Regions from separate parts of the Homo sapiens genome. Here region 1 is linked to region 2. Evidence: chromatin contacts called from ENCODE Hi-C or POLR2A ChIA-PET data. All regions are on one chromosome and are shown on one strand. The core of a region is the stretch at or near the end of the contact, and the rest is flanking DNA. Distances in the headings are between cores, read along the strand shown.

Region 1 (4,163 bases), core at 1,150-3,649, 1.7 Mb before region 2:
CACTCAGTAAGTGTCTAATCTCTGGCGAAATACCCAGAAGAAAAGCCTGTGACTGAATATATTATTTTTGAGCACAATTACTTAGTCCACAATTGAGCATAAGGGCCTTGATCCATTGTCTTCCTACTGTCCCCAAACGCCTACAGCTAATCGTGAGGAATCAGGCTCTCTGAATAACCACGTGTCTCCTGGAAACCAGTTCCCCAAGGGATCTGGTTTAATATTGACAAAGTAACTGATAATGTAACTTTCCAACTCTCTGCTTGGAGCAGATGCTTTTTGGTCATCTGAGATTGGGACCTGTAGACAAAGGCAGGCAAGGAGGGGCTGAGTTAAGCCTTTGGTGTTCCGCTGTAAGTAGAATACTACCTACCAGAGGAACATTCCAGCCCTTGACTTGCTCTGCCTGCTGGTGAGATTAGGATTGGAGCCAGGGTCAGTAGCCCCCAGTTGGCCGTCTTGAGGGTGTGGCCACTCCCTAGGTCACAGAGGAGATGGAGGTCAGGACTCCCCTGCTGCAGCGTTGTTAGCAAATAATTTGCCCTTTGGTGGCCTGAGGTGCTGTGGGGGCAGGAGTGGGCTGTCTTGTGGGGAAGGGAAATGTAACGTATCACCAAATCTGTGGGGGAGTGGGGCTCTGTGGGGAAGATGACTCAACCTTTCAATTATTCTGCTTTTGAGAGAATTATCTTCGCTGGGTGAGTGGGGAAACTACATTGTGGTTCTTGCAGGCTTAAAAAGTCCCTTCTCCCCTTTCAGTGAGTCAGATAATGAAGCATGCATTTCCCCTAATTAAAAATGCCTCAACTACGGAGCTTGCAGTGAGCCGAGATCGCGCCACTGCACTCCAGCCTGGGCGACAGAGCGAGACTCCTTCTCAAAAAAAAAAAAAAAAAAAGCCACAACTAATTAAAAAATGATTGGTCCGGGTCACCTGGTTCTCTGTACTGCCTTAAGAGCTTAAGTGTAGACTGGCAGAGCCCGGTGCCCAGCTAATGCCGTCTGTGCAGCTTCATTCCTGGCCCTTTTGTAGCGGGCACAGCCGCCTCTCCTGGGACTTGATTAATGATGACTTAAAGAAGGTTCTTGAACTCATTTCTCAGTTACTGACTTGAGCCAAAATGTATGGATGTTGGTCTCCTGTCTAGCACAACTGCTTTCATTTTAAGCATTGCATTAGAAATAATGTTGTATTCATATTTTAGCAAAGAGCATCATTAGCTCTTTAAGAACCGTACCCCCAGTGACTTAGCAAATTTGGTGGCGGTGACTCTAAACAGCTAGCACTTTATGGGAGTTGCTTCTGTGCCTTGAATGTTGTGACACTGATGTGGGGTCACAGGAAAAACCATTTTATTTCCTAAAGCTGTTTATTTCTTAATATTGAGGCAATGGAAGAAATGAGGAAACGGCCGTGGGCAGGAAGGTAGAAGAAAATGCAGCACTTACATTACAAACTCACTTTACTTGGGTTTTAGTTTATTTTGCTTCAGTTTTTTGTTTTTTTTTTTTTTTTTTTTTTTTTTTTTTGAGATAGTTTTGCTCTTGTTGCCCAGTCTGGAGTGCAATGGTGTGATCTCGGCTCACTGCAACCTCCACCTCCTGGGTTCAAGCAATTCTCCTGCCTCAGCCTCCCGAAGTAGCTGGAATTACAGGCACTTGCACCACGCCCAGCTAATATTTTTGTATTTTTAGTAGAGATGGGGTTTCACCATGTTGGCCAGGCTGGTCTTGAACTCCTGACTTAGGTGATCCACCGGCCTCGGCCTCCCAAAGTGCCGGGATTACGGGCGTGAGCCACTGCACCTGGCCTGCTTCAGCTTTTATGAAGGCAAGTCAGGATGTGTTATCTTGGCCAAGAGCTAAGACTGAGACCGGAGTAGAGGAAAATGACTCATTTGACATTACCCTTCTTTCTGAATCACTCCAAAAGTCCACAGTCAAATCTCAATTAGCTGGTATAACACAAGAATGCGTTGACCCTGTGAGCAGAGTTTTATTGCATCTTCAAGGGTCTTCGTGAGATTGGTTTATTTGGTATGAGGTCTTAAGGATTTTAAGTTGTCCCTTTAAGCATCAGTTCTGATACAGATGGGAATAGAGCTAAACAACCAGATATATGAAGACCATTTTTGATACCACCATACTTGCGGGGAGCTTGCATTTTTTTACCAAGGGGCAGACTGGATAATTGAGTAATTTAAATACTTGGGACTTTGTTAAAGAAGCTGTTGGGGGAAGGTGAGCCTGGGTGAGTGGTGGAGGGTGATGTGCAGCATCTGCTGGGCCTTCCTGCCTCTTGGTATGACTGCTCAGCTCAGGAGTTGGGTGCTTTAGGGCCCCTACCATGCAGTGCGGTGAAGCCCCGCCCCTGCAGTGGTTTGTGCTTGTCTGCACGTAGGAGGGAACAAGCCGGCTGCAGTACCTTCGGTGGCCTCTGAGACTCACCTCCCCCACTTCTGTCCATAGACAAAGCTCCTGGGGAGCCCTAAGCCTCTTTCCTCATGCCAGCAAGCAGTCTTGGAAGCAGGCTGGGGCTGCAGTGGGAGAGATGCCAAGACCAGTTATTCAAGGGCAGTGAGGTTGCCAGTCCTAGCATTTCACACTGTGGACCAGCACAGCTGCTGGCTGAATACTGCAGTCAAGATTCTCTGAAGGGAGTCCTATCCCTTCCAAACATCTTCAGTTTACTTGCAGATAATGTTTCTTCATTTTTTATTTTATTTTATTTTATTTTATTTTTTTGAGACGGAGTCTCGCACCATGACCCAGGCTGGAGTGCAGTGGTGCAATCTCAGCTCACTGCAAGCTCCGCCTCCCGGGTTCATGCCATTCTCCTGCCTCAGCCTCCTGAGTAGCTGGGACTACAGGCAACCGCAACCACGCCTGGCTGATTTTTTTTGTATTTTTTAGTAGAGACGGGGTTTCACTGTGTTAGCCAGGATGGTCTCAGTCTGCTGACCTCGTGATCCACCTGTCTTGGCCTCCCAAAGTGCTGGGATTACAGGCATCAGCCACCGCGCCTGGCCATGTTTCTTCAATTTTAAACAACTGATATCTCCCTTGGCCATGAACGAAAAAGAACTGCCCATCAGTGGAGTCAGTCAGGGCACATAAGACACACTGTGTCCACCATGCCATTTCAGAGGAGATTTGATTGAGTTAAGCAGGGAAATAGAGATGTTGTAAACGTTGAAACTATCTGGGTATCCCTCTTTGGTTATTAACATTAGATGAGCAGAAAAACAAATGTCACCGATGGGCAAACATTTAAAAAGTCTGGCAGTACCAAGTGTGGAAAAAGGTGTGGAAGGCAGCAACTCAGCGTTCATTGATATAGCCACTTTGGAGAGCAATTCAGCCTTATTTAGTAAAAATAGAAATAAACATACTCCATGACCTAAGACTTCAATTTCTGGATATATAGAAACTCACACAGTACAGGGAGACATGTACTACAAGAGTATTGATTAATAGAAGAAACTTAGTTTAACGGGGAGGGAGAGTGGCCACCAGTAAGACAGTCCATAAATAAAATGGTCTGTTGTACAGTGGACTAGTGTAACAGCTTAAATGAATTAGCTAGATCCATATACCCACTGGATGGATCTTAAATGTGCTGCTGAGTGAAAAACAAGTTACTCAGTGATATATACAGTATACCACTTAGGGCATTAAGAAAACCACAATATTATAGGGTTCAGTATAGACATAGATACACTGTACATAGACTTCAGTGAACTGGAAGGATATAGAGTTCATGACAGTGATTGGGTGTCAAAATGCATGATGTGGCTGGGAGCAGTGGCTCACACCTGTAATCCCAGCACTTTGAGAGGCTGATGCAGGAGGATCACTTGAGGCCAGGAGGTCGAGACCAGCCTGGGCAACATCGCAAGATTCCCATCTCTATTTAAATAAATAAAATAGAAAAAAAAGTTTAAGATGGAGGTGGAAAGGGTTGGAGGAGCTTGGGGATGGAGAAAAAATGAACTGTATAAAATTAAAATTCTTGTTTTTGTTTTTAGAAAGTAAAGAGGGCCGGGCACAGTGGCTCATGCCTGTAATCCCAGCACTTTGGGAAGCTGAGGTGGGCGGATCACGAGGTCAGGAGATTGAGACCATCCTGGCTAACACGGTGAAACCCCGTCTGTACTAAAAAT
Region 2 (4,001 bases), core at 725-3,224:
AAAATTGTAGGTTTGAGCGTAGCATCTGTCACTGATTCTGTGACGTCTCAGAGCATTGCTTTCACTGCTCTGGCCTCAGTTTGTTTCTCTCTAGATGGGGGCTAGGACTTCATCTGCCTCCCAGGTGGCTGTGGGATTCATGATGCATGAGTTATGCTCATCATGGACATATGTGCTAGCCATGTGAGGGGTTAGGTTAATAAGGCTCCATTGCCTGTGGTTCCAGAGTCACCTGGGCTGAAGGGTAGGTAGATGTGGCCTAATCCATAAGCTCCGTGCTGGTCAGAAGTTTGCTGGGCAAGTGAGTGAGTGCCAGATCTCTTAATTTCTTGGGCCTGCCTGGTTGGCCATGCAGTTCAAGGTTCTGGTCACCAGGGGTCAGGCTTGCACACGGATGGCTAAGTTCTGTCTTTTATGGTGCTCCAGGGAGCCTCCAGACTGTGAGCCAAAGGGACGGTGAGGATGGGGGGTGGCACATTTTAAAAAATGTGGATCTTGGAGCTGTAGGTCTGTGACCTGCAGATCTGGGAGGTCAGACGTTATTCTCTCTCATATTTACATCTTGCTTGGTACCTTCTGGAGAGATCCTCATCTCTTTGGCCCTTCACCAGGAGACTCCATGAAGGAATTGGGTTAGGTGGCTGGGGTTTGGAGAGAATGCTGGGCAGGGGTTTTGAAGCGCATTTGAGTCTTAGCTCCAAGTCTGCCCCTTACTAGTGTCCTTGTTGGCTCTATTACCTCCTGGGCCTAAGTTTCTTCTTCAGTGGAATAGGGTAAAAATACCTCCTCTGCAGAGATGCGTCAAGATCAGTGAGTAGAGGTGGGGCAGGGATAACTTCTCGAGGCTAGCCCAGCCCTGTCTAGAATAGCTTATGATGAAAATGGAGAAATAAGATAGAAACACAGGGAAAGAGCAAGTGTTGTCACGGGGCATCATATAATCCCTTGCTAAGTTGCAGAAGTGAGCACTAGGGTTCGGAAGAGAGAGAGGGCAGTCCAGAGAGGGGAAATTGCTGGCTTGAGCTCACATAGCCAGAGGGATAAGCGCAGGGTCCACTGGGCAGGTGGCTGAGCTGGGCATTGGAAATGAACAGTAGATCAGGCACCCAAGGCAGGTGTGCCCAGCTGATCCAGGCCACAGCATGTAGGCTGCTGGGCCCCTGCAATTTCAGATTCAGTTCTGTGTGTCTCCTGGGCACCTGCTCTGGCGGTGGGAGTACATGCTCTCCAGGCATGTGTGTGTGCTTCCCATGTAGTGCAGTGAGCAGCAATGTGGCTTCAATCTTTGGTCCAGGCACGGACCCAGCACCCAGAGAAAGCGATTTTCCTGCTTGTGGTTTCCTGGCCTCCTCCAAGAACCTCACACGTCCATGTTGCTCACAGAGAAAGATGGATCACTCTGGGGGTTCCTGGAAGAGTTGCTGTCTTTGAACAGTCCCTCTCTTGCCAAGACCCCTGCCTTCCTCCCGGCCCCCAGCCTACTGCCTCTCCGCAGGAGGACAGCATGTCCTGGGCCTCTGCTCTCTGGCCTCAGTCATGGTGTGGCTGGGTTGCTCTGGGGACGCTGAGGGTTCTTGATCGCGGCCTGTCTCAGGGTAGGTCCCCATGGATTGCCCTCCCACCCCTGGCCAGGTTGCTGTGGTTTCCCCATCAGTAGAAATGACTCCTCACCCACAATTGCATCAGTCCCTCCACAGACGCAGTGAATCATGTTGCAAGATGTGGTTATGGACTGCGCCCTGTGCTCTGGTTAGGGGCTGGTTGGGCCGGGCCAGGGGTGAGGGAAGTGTGGGGGGTTGACCATGTTTTGACTTGAACTTGGGAGAGGAAAGAAAAACCCAGGAGAGGGCCTCCAGGGGTGGGGTGGGGTAGGTGTGAGTTGACACTGAACTCATCACCCATGGGACTGAAGCAAGTATCCAGTAACCTTAACCGAGACCACACTGGGGAACCTTCTGGCTTACTCACCCTCTGGCCCTACCGCTACCACCAAGAGAAAAAGAAGTGAAGAGAACGAGCTGGTTCATCCTCTAGTGCATTGCAGCGGCGTGGGGGAAACCAGGGAGATGGGTTGGTTTGCTTTCTTCCTGTTTCTCTATTTGAACTCCCTGGCTTGCTTCCCTTCAGCTGACACATGGTGGCCATGGGCTGAGAATGTCCAACCTCAAGAAGAATTTCTTCCCTCTCTCCACTTCACAGGCCAGGCTCATAGCTGCCCCTGGGTAGGAACTATCTGCAGGGAGGTAGACTCCAGCTGCTTGGAGTTGTATGACCCTTCCCAGAGGCAGATCTACCCATTTTTCAGTGGAGAAGATGAGGCCCAAAGGGAAGTTGCCGGACACTTTGCTTCCGCCTCTCTCTCCCATGCCCTCCTGTGCAGCTGAGCTCATGGCATCAGAATCTCAGGATCTTTCAACACTTTCCAGCTGGGCAAGGTGGGAGTGAGTTGGCTGTGTCTTCTTGTTAATTGTCCATGCCTTTATTTACTTATTTATTTTTAATTTTTAAATTGACACAATAATTGTACATATTCATGGGGTACAGTGTGATGTTTTTATACATGTATACATTCTGTAATGATCAAGTCAGGGTATTTGGTACATCTATCACCGCGTACATTATCATTTCTTAGTGGTGAGAACATTCACAATCCTCTCTTCTAGCTACTCTAAAATATACAATATAATATTGTAACCATAGTCACCCTCCTGTGTAATAGAACAGCAGAACTTATTCCTGCTACCTGATTGTAGCTTTGTACCTATTGACCAACCTCTCACCATGCCTCCTCGCCCTCTCCTCTCCAGTCTCTAGTAACCACCATTCTACTCTCTACTTCTACGAGATCAACTTTTTAGATTCTGCATATGAATGAGATTGTGTGGTATGTATCTTTCTGGGCCTGACTTATTTCACTTAACTTAATGTCCTCCAGGTTCATCCACATTGCTTCAAATGACAGGATTCCATTTTTTTTTATGGCTAAATGGAATTCCATTGTGTGTGTGTGTGTGTGTGTGTGTGTGTGTATGTGTGTGTGTGTGTATAGATAGATAGATAAAGATATCATGGTATCTTTATCTAATTATCCATTGTGGGACACTTGGGTTGTACCTCTTCTCTACAGGAGGCAAGGCTGTGCAATGGTTCAGAGATAGCCCAGCAAATGCTCTGTAATGAGGCTTGGAGTTTCAACCTCACTGTCTTGAGCAGAAGAGAAATGGGCAATATGACATATGGAGGTGCCACTGAAACAAAACACCCCAAAATCTTGAGTCAACACAGTGGGGATAGCACTCTGGAGTCCACACTGGAACGGCAGTGGGTTTGTCTGAATGACAAATACACTTGTGTAAGTCACTGAAATGTGGAGGGCTGTTTGTTACTGCAGCATAGTCTACCTACCCTGACTTTGCAATGCTGAGCTAAGGAGATTGGCCTTGATTCTGAAGGTCATGGGAAGAGATTCAAGTCTTGGGAAAGGATGGCAGGGCCTAGATCCAACACTTGGGTTAAGAAGGTGGTTTTTCTTCCTTTTAGATTGTGAGCTTCCTAGGTGCAGCAATGTATCTGGGGTTGTTTTTCACCACTGAGTATACCTGGGGCCTAGAACAGTGCGTGATACATGATAGGTGCTTGTTCAGAATTTGTCTTCTCTCCTTCTGCCTTTAGTTTCCTCCTTCTCCAATTTATTCTTCCTCTCTTCATCTTTCATTATTTAATCCTTCCTTCATGCCTTAATTTCCTCCACAAATATTTAGGAAGTGCCTCCCATGCCCCGGGCACTGTGTTTTACATATGTTATCTCTCTTTTATGCCAGTCTTGACAGAGAAGTCCTTACCCTCACTTGACAGAGGAGGAGTGTGGGCCCTGTAGTCTCTGCCTGCTCCCTGGCATTTTCATCATTTCTTTACTCTCTTCATCTTTATCTGGGACTCACTGGGAGGACTCCCTAGCAGTGCTAGGGAGAGGTAGAGGGATGCATCTAAACATGAAAAGG

Evidence for each region. Hi-C counts contacts between places; a loop is a spot of excess contacts on that map. ChIA-PET counts read pairs that join two places held with the same protein, here RNA polymerase II (POLR2A). Pooled maps may share reads with other maps.
Region 1: a loop to region 2 is called in a pooled map, with 14 times the contacts of the local background. The contact joins two enhancer-like sites. A Hi-C loop is called at or near these places in 2 of 37 single-sample maps with no recorded cell type and 5 of 50 pooled maps. POLR2A ChIA-PET finds 5 or more read pairs at or near these places in 1 of 52 experiments (K562).

The regions. Positions count from the first base shown.
Region 1 is chr15:72,225,112-72,229,274 of GRCh38, reverse strand. All of the region lies in intron 1 of PKM (pyruvate kinase M1/2), which reads left to right. Among named protein-coding and RNA genes, the nearest start is that of PKM, 4.0 kb to the left of the region's middle. RefSeq lists enhancers at 596-855, 2,273-2,567. Within about 2 kb of position 2,399, at least 37 of the 41 ENCODE cell types and tissues checked have a DNase peak (open chromatin) inside an H3K27ac peak, as active enhancers do.
Region 2 is chr15:70,484,589-70,488,589 of GRCh38, reverse strand. No RefSeq gene overlaps it. Among named protein-coding and RNA genes, the nearest start is that of LINC02205, 19 kb to the left of the region's middle. RefSeq lists an enhancer at 1,794-1,853. Within about 2 kb of position 1,974, at least 8 of the 41 ENCODE cell types and tissues checked have a DNase peak (open chromatin) inside an H3K27ac peak, as active enhancers do.